2 separate regions of the Homo sapiens genome follow, and region 1 is linked to region 2. Evidence: chromatin contacts called from ENCODE Hi-C or POLR2A ChIA-PET data. All regions are on one chromosome and are shown on one strand. The core of a region is the stretch at or near the end of the contact, and the rest is flanking DNA. Distances in the headings are between cores, read along the strand shown.

Evidence for each region. Hi-C counts contacts between places; a loop is a spot of excess contacts on that map. ChIA-PET counts read pairs that join two places held with the same protein, here RNA polymerase II (POLR2A). Pooled maps may share reads with other maps.
Region 1: a loop to region 2 is called in a map with no recorded cell type, with 14 times the contacts of the local background. The contact joins the promoter of SMIM41-AS1 here to the promoter of BCDIN3D in region 2. A Hi-C loop is called at or near these places in 1 of 37 single-sample maps with no recorded cell type and 1 of 50 pooled maps. POLR2A ChIA-PET finds 5 or more read pairs at or near these places in 1 of 52 experiments (HepG2).

What each region holds. Positions count from the first base shown.
Region 1 is chr12:52,116,068-52,119,617 of GRCh38, forward strand. It overlaps SMIM41-AS1 (SMIM41 antisense RNA 1), which reads right to left and starts at 2,151. Exons shown (of 4, transcript XR_007063312.1): 1 at 1,826-2,151. RefSeq lists enhancers at 640-849, 2,213-2,452, 2,773-2,912, 2,923-2,982, 3,013-3,062.
Region 2 is chr12:49,841,807-49,845,779 of GRCh38, forward strand. It overlaps BCDIN3D (BCDIN3 domain containing RNA methyltransferase), which reads right to left and starts at 1,300. Exons shown (of 2, transcript NM_181708.3): 1 at 1,048-1,300. The coding sequence starts at 1,281. RefSeq lists enhancers at 643-1,012, 1,583-1,642.

The sequences.
Region 1 (3,550 bases), core at 901-3,400, 2.3 Mb after region 2:
ATGTGATGCCCGATACCTTCGCCGTCTTCTGTACCAAGTCAGCCACAAACGCAGGCCCGTTATCTGAGCTGATCCGTAAGGGCAGTCCAAATCTAGGAATCAGATCTCGAAGAAACACACGGGTTACTTCACGAGCTTTCTTAGTTCGTGTTGGATAAGCCTCCACCCACCCAGAGCAGGTACACCCAAGAACTAGTAAATACTTCTGACCTCCACACTTTGGCATCTCTGTGAAGTCTACCTGGAGATCTTCAAAGGGGGCTGCTCCATAAGCTTTTATGCCGGGCGGAACGGCTGGACCTTGCCTCGCATTGTGCTGTCAGCAGGTAACACACCGCTGTGTCACCGTTTTGGCAAGGGCTGACAAATGCGAGATGTAGAAATACCAGCCTAACAACTTTTCCAGTGACTCTGACCTAGATGGGTGGTTTCATGCACAGCCAGTACAACTGCAGCTCCTAGCAGCTGTGGCACAGCTACTCTCCCATCTGGTAACCGAATCCATCCTTCCTCCATCACTTGTCCTTCCCTCTACCTGGAGAAAGTCCTTTTCTTCTTTAGAATAAGTAGGTACAAGATCAGGTGCTTGAGGGAGCAGAGTGGCTGTGACTGATTGCCGGAAGGGGGCAGATGCTGCTTTTCGAGCCTCTGAGTCAGCGCGGGAATTCCCCAAACCCAGCAAGGTGGAAGCTCGCTGATGTCCTCTGCAATGCATACCTGCCACCTTGTGGGGTTTCCATACTGCTTCTAATAATTGCAAGATTTCTTGTTGATATTTTATGTCTTTTCCCCCAGAGTTCCATAGGCCGTTTTCTTTCTATAATGCTCCATGCACTTGAAGGGTTAAAAAGGCATACCGAGAATCAGTGTCAATGTTTACAGTCTTACCTTCATGGAGTTCTAAGGCCCAAATTAAAGCAATGGGTTCAGCTTTCTGGGCTGAAGTGCCCTGGGGCAACGATCTGGCTTCAACAACAGTGTACAGGGTTACCACTGCATACCCTGCACATCTCTCTCCTTGTAGGTTGATGAAGCTGCTCCCGTCCACGTGTAGTTCCCAGTCTACTGATGCCCAAGGCTGGTCCCGGAGGTCAGATCTACTAGAGTCAACTGAGTCAAACACTTCTACACAATCATGCCCGACAGGGCTCTCTGATACTGGGAGCAAGGTGGTGGGGTTTAGGGTGTTCCAAACTTCAATGGTTATACGGAGATTTTCACAGAGCAAACTTTGGTACTTGGTGAGTCTAGCATTCGTTAGCCAATGATGTCCTTTAGTATTCATTAAAGTCAACACAGCATGGGGAGCCTTTATGTTCAGGTTTTGCCCAAGAGTCAGCTTATTTGCTTCTTGTACTAGCAGGGCAGTTGCTGCCAAGGCCCTCAAACACAGGGGCCATCCTTTAGGAACCCCATCTAGTTGTTTAGAGAGGTAGGCCACTGGCCTCGGCCAGGGCCCCACAGTTTGGATGAAAACTCCAACTGCCATCTTTTCTCTCTCTGACACATACAATGTAAAAGGCTTTGTCAGATCGGGTAGCCCCAGGGCTGGGGCTGACATAAGTTTTTTCCTTTAACTCATGAAAGGCTTGCTGTTGTTGAGATCCCCATTCAAAAGGTTCCCGGTCCCCCACTTTGTGACCTCATACAAAGGCTTGGCTAATACTGCAAAGTTTGGGATCCACAGTCTACAAAACCCCACAGCTCCTAAGAATTCTCTCACTTGCCTTCTGCTCTTAGGCTCCAGTAGATTGCAAATGACCTGCTTTCTTTCTGATCCCAGGCTGCATTCCCCGTGTCGGATAGTAAATCCCAAGTAACGTACCTGCTGTCGACAGATCTCAGCTTTTTTCTTGGACACCTTATACCCACAGTCCTCCAGGCGCTGGAGTAGGGCATCCGTTCCCTTGGCGCACCTGACTGCCGTGGGGTGTCTCAGCAAAAGGTCATCAACGTACTGGAGCAACACGCAGCCTAGGTCTCTGGTGGGAAGCTTCTGGAGGTCTGTAGCCAACGCCTCCCTGAAGATGGTGGGGGAGCTCTGGAACCCTTGGGGAAGCCGGGTCCAAGTGTACTGAGTAGTGATACCTGACTCCGGATCTTCCCACTGAAAGGCAAACAGCTTCTGGCTCTCGGGAGCTAATCTGATACGAAAGAAAGCGTCTTTCAGGTCCAAGCAGGTGAACCAGCTGTCCTCAGCTGGCAGCAATCCCAACAACGTGTACGGGTTAGGTACTGTTGGATGTAAAGTCACTGTAGCTTGATTAACCAAGCGCAAATCCTGTACCGGCCTGTAGTCCTTGGTCCCTGGCTTGGGAACAGGCAGGAGGGGAGTGTATACTTGGCATGAAGTACAGCAAATGGAAAAACTTAAATTTTAAAAAAAGAAGAGGTGGGTAGGATGAGGCCAGGCGCAGTGCTTGTAATCCCAGCACTTCGGGAGATCAATGGTGTGAGCCAGTCTAAACCTCCATCTGTGACCTGAAGCTGGCCTATGGGCTGCCGATTTTTGACCTCTGATGACTGACAGGGCTGTCTTCAGTTTCAGTTCCCTCCTGAGCATCAGAGCCATACACAGAACAGCCTACCAGATGCTTTCACTGGGATGTCCTAAGACCTCTCAGTTTCCATGTGTTCAAAACCACACTTGTCATCTCCAAGCTGATTCATCGTGGGTTTCTGTTCCTAGTGATGATACATAAGCACCCCATTGCCCCGGCCAGACCCCCAGGAGACCTCCAAGGCCCTGAGCATTCCTTCCCCTCTTTCAGTGGGTCTCCATGATTTCTTGGCTCTACTCACTTGTGGCATGCCAGGTCTCACGAACGCAGGCCTCCATAACAACTGTTTCAGTACTGGCTGAGTGGTTAAGTTAAATATTAAATAGCCAGTGCCCTGACAATCCTAGAGTCCATGCCCTCCCCATTTCTTTGCCTCCCCATTTCAGGCCCCTACCCTCCCTCACCTGGACCATCTTCACAGCCTCCTAACTGGTGCAGCTATTTACATTTGAATTAATTAAAAGGGGCCAGGCTCAGTGGCTCATGCCTGTAATCCCAGCACTTTGGGAGGCTGAGGTGGTGGATCACCTGAGGTCAGGAGTTCGAAACTAGCCTGGCCAACAAAGTGAAACCCCCGTCTCTACTAAAGATACACAATTTAGCCGGGAGTGGTGTCGCGTGCCTGTAGTCCCAGCTACTTGGGAGGCTGAGGCAGGAGAACTGCTTGAACCCGGGAGGTGGAGGTTGCGGTGAGCCAAGATTGCACCACTGCACTCTAGCCTGGGTGACAAAGCAAGACTCCGTCTCAAAAAAAAAAAAAATTAATTGAAAGGAAATAATGTTTAAAAATTAGTTCCTGCGTCTTACTAGCCTCATTATTTCAAGGGCTCAATAGCCACACTTCCTTACTGCAGAAAGTCCTGTGGGAGCATGTTGCCCTGTGATCATGTTTACTTTGCCTAAGCCCGCCCTGGGGGTCATTTCCCTCCTGCTAGAGTCCAGTCTCCTTGGTCCAGGTTACCTCCCCGCCCTTGTCACCACCTCACCCT
Region 2 (3,973 bases), core at 50-2,549:
ATGCTGGACTGGAGTGATGGAGGGAGCGCAGAGAGGGTACTAACTTTTGAAGCATTTGCCGTGGTAAGTTCAGACTGCCTGCTAGTGTAGAATATCCCAGTGGCTACAAATAGGTGTGGGAGAGACATTTCCTTATTTTGCATGTGGTTTGATTATAATCATATGCCTAAGAATAGTTTGCAGCAAGAAGAGTGGCAGTGCCGCCCTTCTCCATTCCCTTGGGCAAAATGCTTTATTTGCTTCTCGATCCTCTCCACTGTACTCTGTCAACTCACTGTTTTGTTTTGTTTTTGAGACGGAGTCTCGCTCTGTCGCCCAGGCTGGAGTGCAGTGGCACTAGCTCGGCTCACTGCAAGCTCCGCCTCCCGGGTTCACGCCATTCTCCTGCCTCAGCCTCCGGAGTAGCTGGACTACAGGCGCCCGCCACCACGACCGGCTAATTTTTTGTATTTTTAGTAGAGACGGGGTTTCACCGTGTTAGCCAGGATGGTCTCGATCTCGTGACCTTGTGATCCACCCGCCTCGGCCTCCGAAAGTGCTGGGATTACAGGCGTGAGCCAGCGCGCCCGGCCTACTCACTTTTTTTGAAATAAACATGCAGGTCCCAGGGTCTGTCCTGCACTGTATAGCACACATGAGTCTCAATATCAGGCATGATTCTGTCACCCTTGGCTCTTCTCTCCCAGTAAACCAAACCTAACCCCATGTTCCCAAACGTGTGTCTCTGGAAGCCCCCTCTCCCCAGCCAAAGCGCCAGGCACGCTGGACAGAGGCCACCCTAGATACAAGGACCGTTCCCACCTGGGGTCTGGCCCTGAAAGAAAAGTGGGAACGTAGTCGACAAGGACTCCTCTCCAAGAGAGATTCCTAAGACAGATGGTGGAACCCTGGCGGGCAGGCAGCAGCGGCACTGGCTCAGTCAAAGCCACGCTTTATACTCGTTTTGGGAAAGTTTCGATGGGTGTTAGCCCAGGCCAGAACCACAGTGGATGTGTAGGCAGCCAACCACTTGGCTCCGGATGCTCCAATCCCTCCCCTGTCACTCACCCCGGAGTTACACCCCACGTCGAGCCCCAGAATCGGCCCGTTCTCGGGACTCTCAGGAAAGAGCTGTCGAAGCAGCTCCGGGGGCAGGAGGCGGAGCCGTTGCTCCGGAGGGTGGAAGCGAGAATAATGAGGAAAATTTCCGAACGGGGCGGCGCCAGGTGCCAGAACTCGCGATTCCTCTTCCGCTGCGGTCTCCTTAACACTCCCTCCATCCAGTTCCGTGGGCACCGCCATTAGCCTCAACACAGCCTCTGGGCCGTGGCGGAACCGGAAGCCGGGAACCTGCTGTCGGCGTGGGCGGTGGCGGTGCCAGCGCGCGTGCGTCGAACGGCTAGGGCGGGTGGCTAGAATTCTGCGGTGAATCAGAAAAGCTGTCCTGATTTCCTCTCGCTGTATACCTGGAGCCGGCGAGCGCCTGGGGCTTGCCTTGTATTATTGAACCCTCATCACAACACTGGGAGGGGATTAGCAATATCATCCACGTTTTACAGGGATGAAACAAACTCTGAGGGCTAAGTGTCTTGGCCAAGCTGACATAGTTTGAAACTTGGGCTACTTGACCCAGAACAAGTATACTAGTTTGTTGGGATCTTGGAAATCAATTTTAGTCCAATTTCCTTTCTTTATAAATGCAAAAAGTGAGACCGAGAGAACTTACTTGTCTGGGGTCATACATTGAATCTGTGACTCAAAAACTTCCACCCGGTTCAGGAAAGGGTAGCCAGGAGGTGCAGGTCACTTGCGAAGCCAGCCGACTCAGCCCTGTCCCCCAGGGGCAACTGTAGACCATGAGCTCCTTGAGAGGCAAGGACCGTGCCTTAAGAGCCAGCACTTAAAGAGTGCTTACCAGGCACCAGACACCCTTGTAAGCTCCTTAGTCAATCCTCTCACCCCGTGAGAAAATGACCGTATTATTATTCTTTTTATATAGATGAGGACACTGGAGTAAAACAAAGTAACTTGTCCAAGATCCCACAGTTAGAAATGATGGTACTAGGATTCGAACCCAGGGAGTTTGGATCCAGAGGATGTGCTTGCAACGGTGTGTTATTCTCAGCCTTGAGTCTCCTATACTTAACATGGGCCTGGCACAAAGATGCTCAACAAATGTTGTTGAATGAAAACTCAATAGAGAATACAATAAGGCCAGATCTGTTTGGGGAAACTTTAAATGGAAGGGAGAAAGGATGCCAACTGAAGCAGACATAGTGGAATGGAGTTGGGCAAGATGTGACTCAGAGATTGGAAATAACAGAGCTGATAAGGAGAGGAACTGAAGGGTCAACCTAGGTAGCAGGTTCCAGTCAAAAGCCAGGATGGCCCAGAATATCCGTCAGGGTCAACCAAGCATCAGCAGAGTTGTGCAGGACCCCCAACCCCACCCCTGCACCTGGCCCACCCATCTTAAAGGGGTATCCTGCTCCATGAGGCTGGCAGTTCGGTAAACTTCTTATAAGGCACTGGAGCATGACTCCTGCAAACAGTACCATCAGGAGTTAAAATAAGCGCTGTTTTCCTCTCAGTTTTTACTTTATATTTTCTTTTTCTTTTCTCCTTTTTTTGAGATAGAGTCTCACACTATTGCCTGGGCTGGAGTGCAATGACATGATCTCGGCTCACTGCAACCTTTGCCTCCCAGGTTCAAGTGATTCTCCTGCCTCAGCCTCCCAAGTAGCTGGAATTACAGGCACCCGCCACCATTCCTGGCTAAGTTTTTGTATTTTTTAGTAGAGACGGGGTTTCACTATGTTGGCCAGGCTGGTCTCGAACTCCTGACCTCGTGATCTGCCCACCTCGGCCTCCCAAAGTGTTGGGATTACAGGCGAGAGCCACCACGCCCAGCCTTTATATTTTCATCTCTATCTGGCCTGCTGTTTCTCTAGTTTCACTTATTTGAGGACACAAGTTAATAAAAGTCACTCTGGAATTTAGTAAACCACAGTATTCTGCACAATTACAGAAAAGGAGAAAAAGCTGCACCGTTTTGACAAATTTTGGTGAGCTGAGCTGAACTTACCTCTTTTTGTCACTAGATGAAGCTAGCACAAATAATTAACAATTTTCAAGGAGCTGGAATCACCTTGCTTCCAGGACAGTGAATGGCAAGAACTCCTGACCCTGGGGTTCCTCCAGAAGCAAAGATAGGCCCTCGTAACATTACTGGTAATCTAAAATGCCTGACAGGTGACCTCATAAAGAGGTGTTTTAATTTGATCCACTCTGGTAACTTTTCTAACCTATGACCACTTTTCAGAGCCTGAACAGCACAGGTGTCTTGACAATACTTGACAATACCAGCCCCAGCACCTTAAATAGCTGTAGCAGCACCTAAGAGCTCGCTCTGCACTTTGGTCAGCCAGGTTTTATGGAGTGAGATGCATATATAATTTCAAGGGAAAGGGGAAGAAGGGGCGCCCTCTTTAAGGAAAAAACTCCCACCAACTTACAAATATAAAGACAGGTATAAAAGTGAATATTTATTTATAATGAGAAATCACAACAAATTACAAATTTTGAAAAGCTGACTACTAAAAGCATCACAACAAATTTTCTATAGGCTTGGTGTGGTGGCTCACACCTGTAATCCCAGCACTTTGGGAGGCCGAGGCGGGCGGATCACGAGGTCAGGAGATCGAGACCATCCTGGCTAACACGGTGAAACCCCTCTCTACTAAAAATACAAAAAATTAGCCGGGCGAGGTGGCGGTCGCCTGTAGTCCCAGCTACTCGGGAGGCTGAGGCAAGAGAATGGCGTGAACCCCAGGGGGCGGAGCCTGCAGTGAGCCGAGATCGTGCCACTGCACTCTAGCCTGGGCGACAGCAAGACTCCGTCTCAAAAAAAAAAAAAAAATTCTATAATAGTTTGATTGATTAAATGCTAGTCACACTTGAATATTACTTTTTTTCTTACATTTTTGGCTGCATA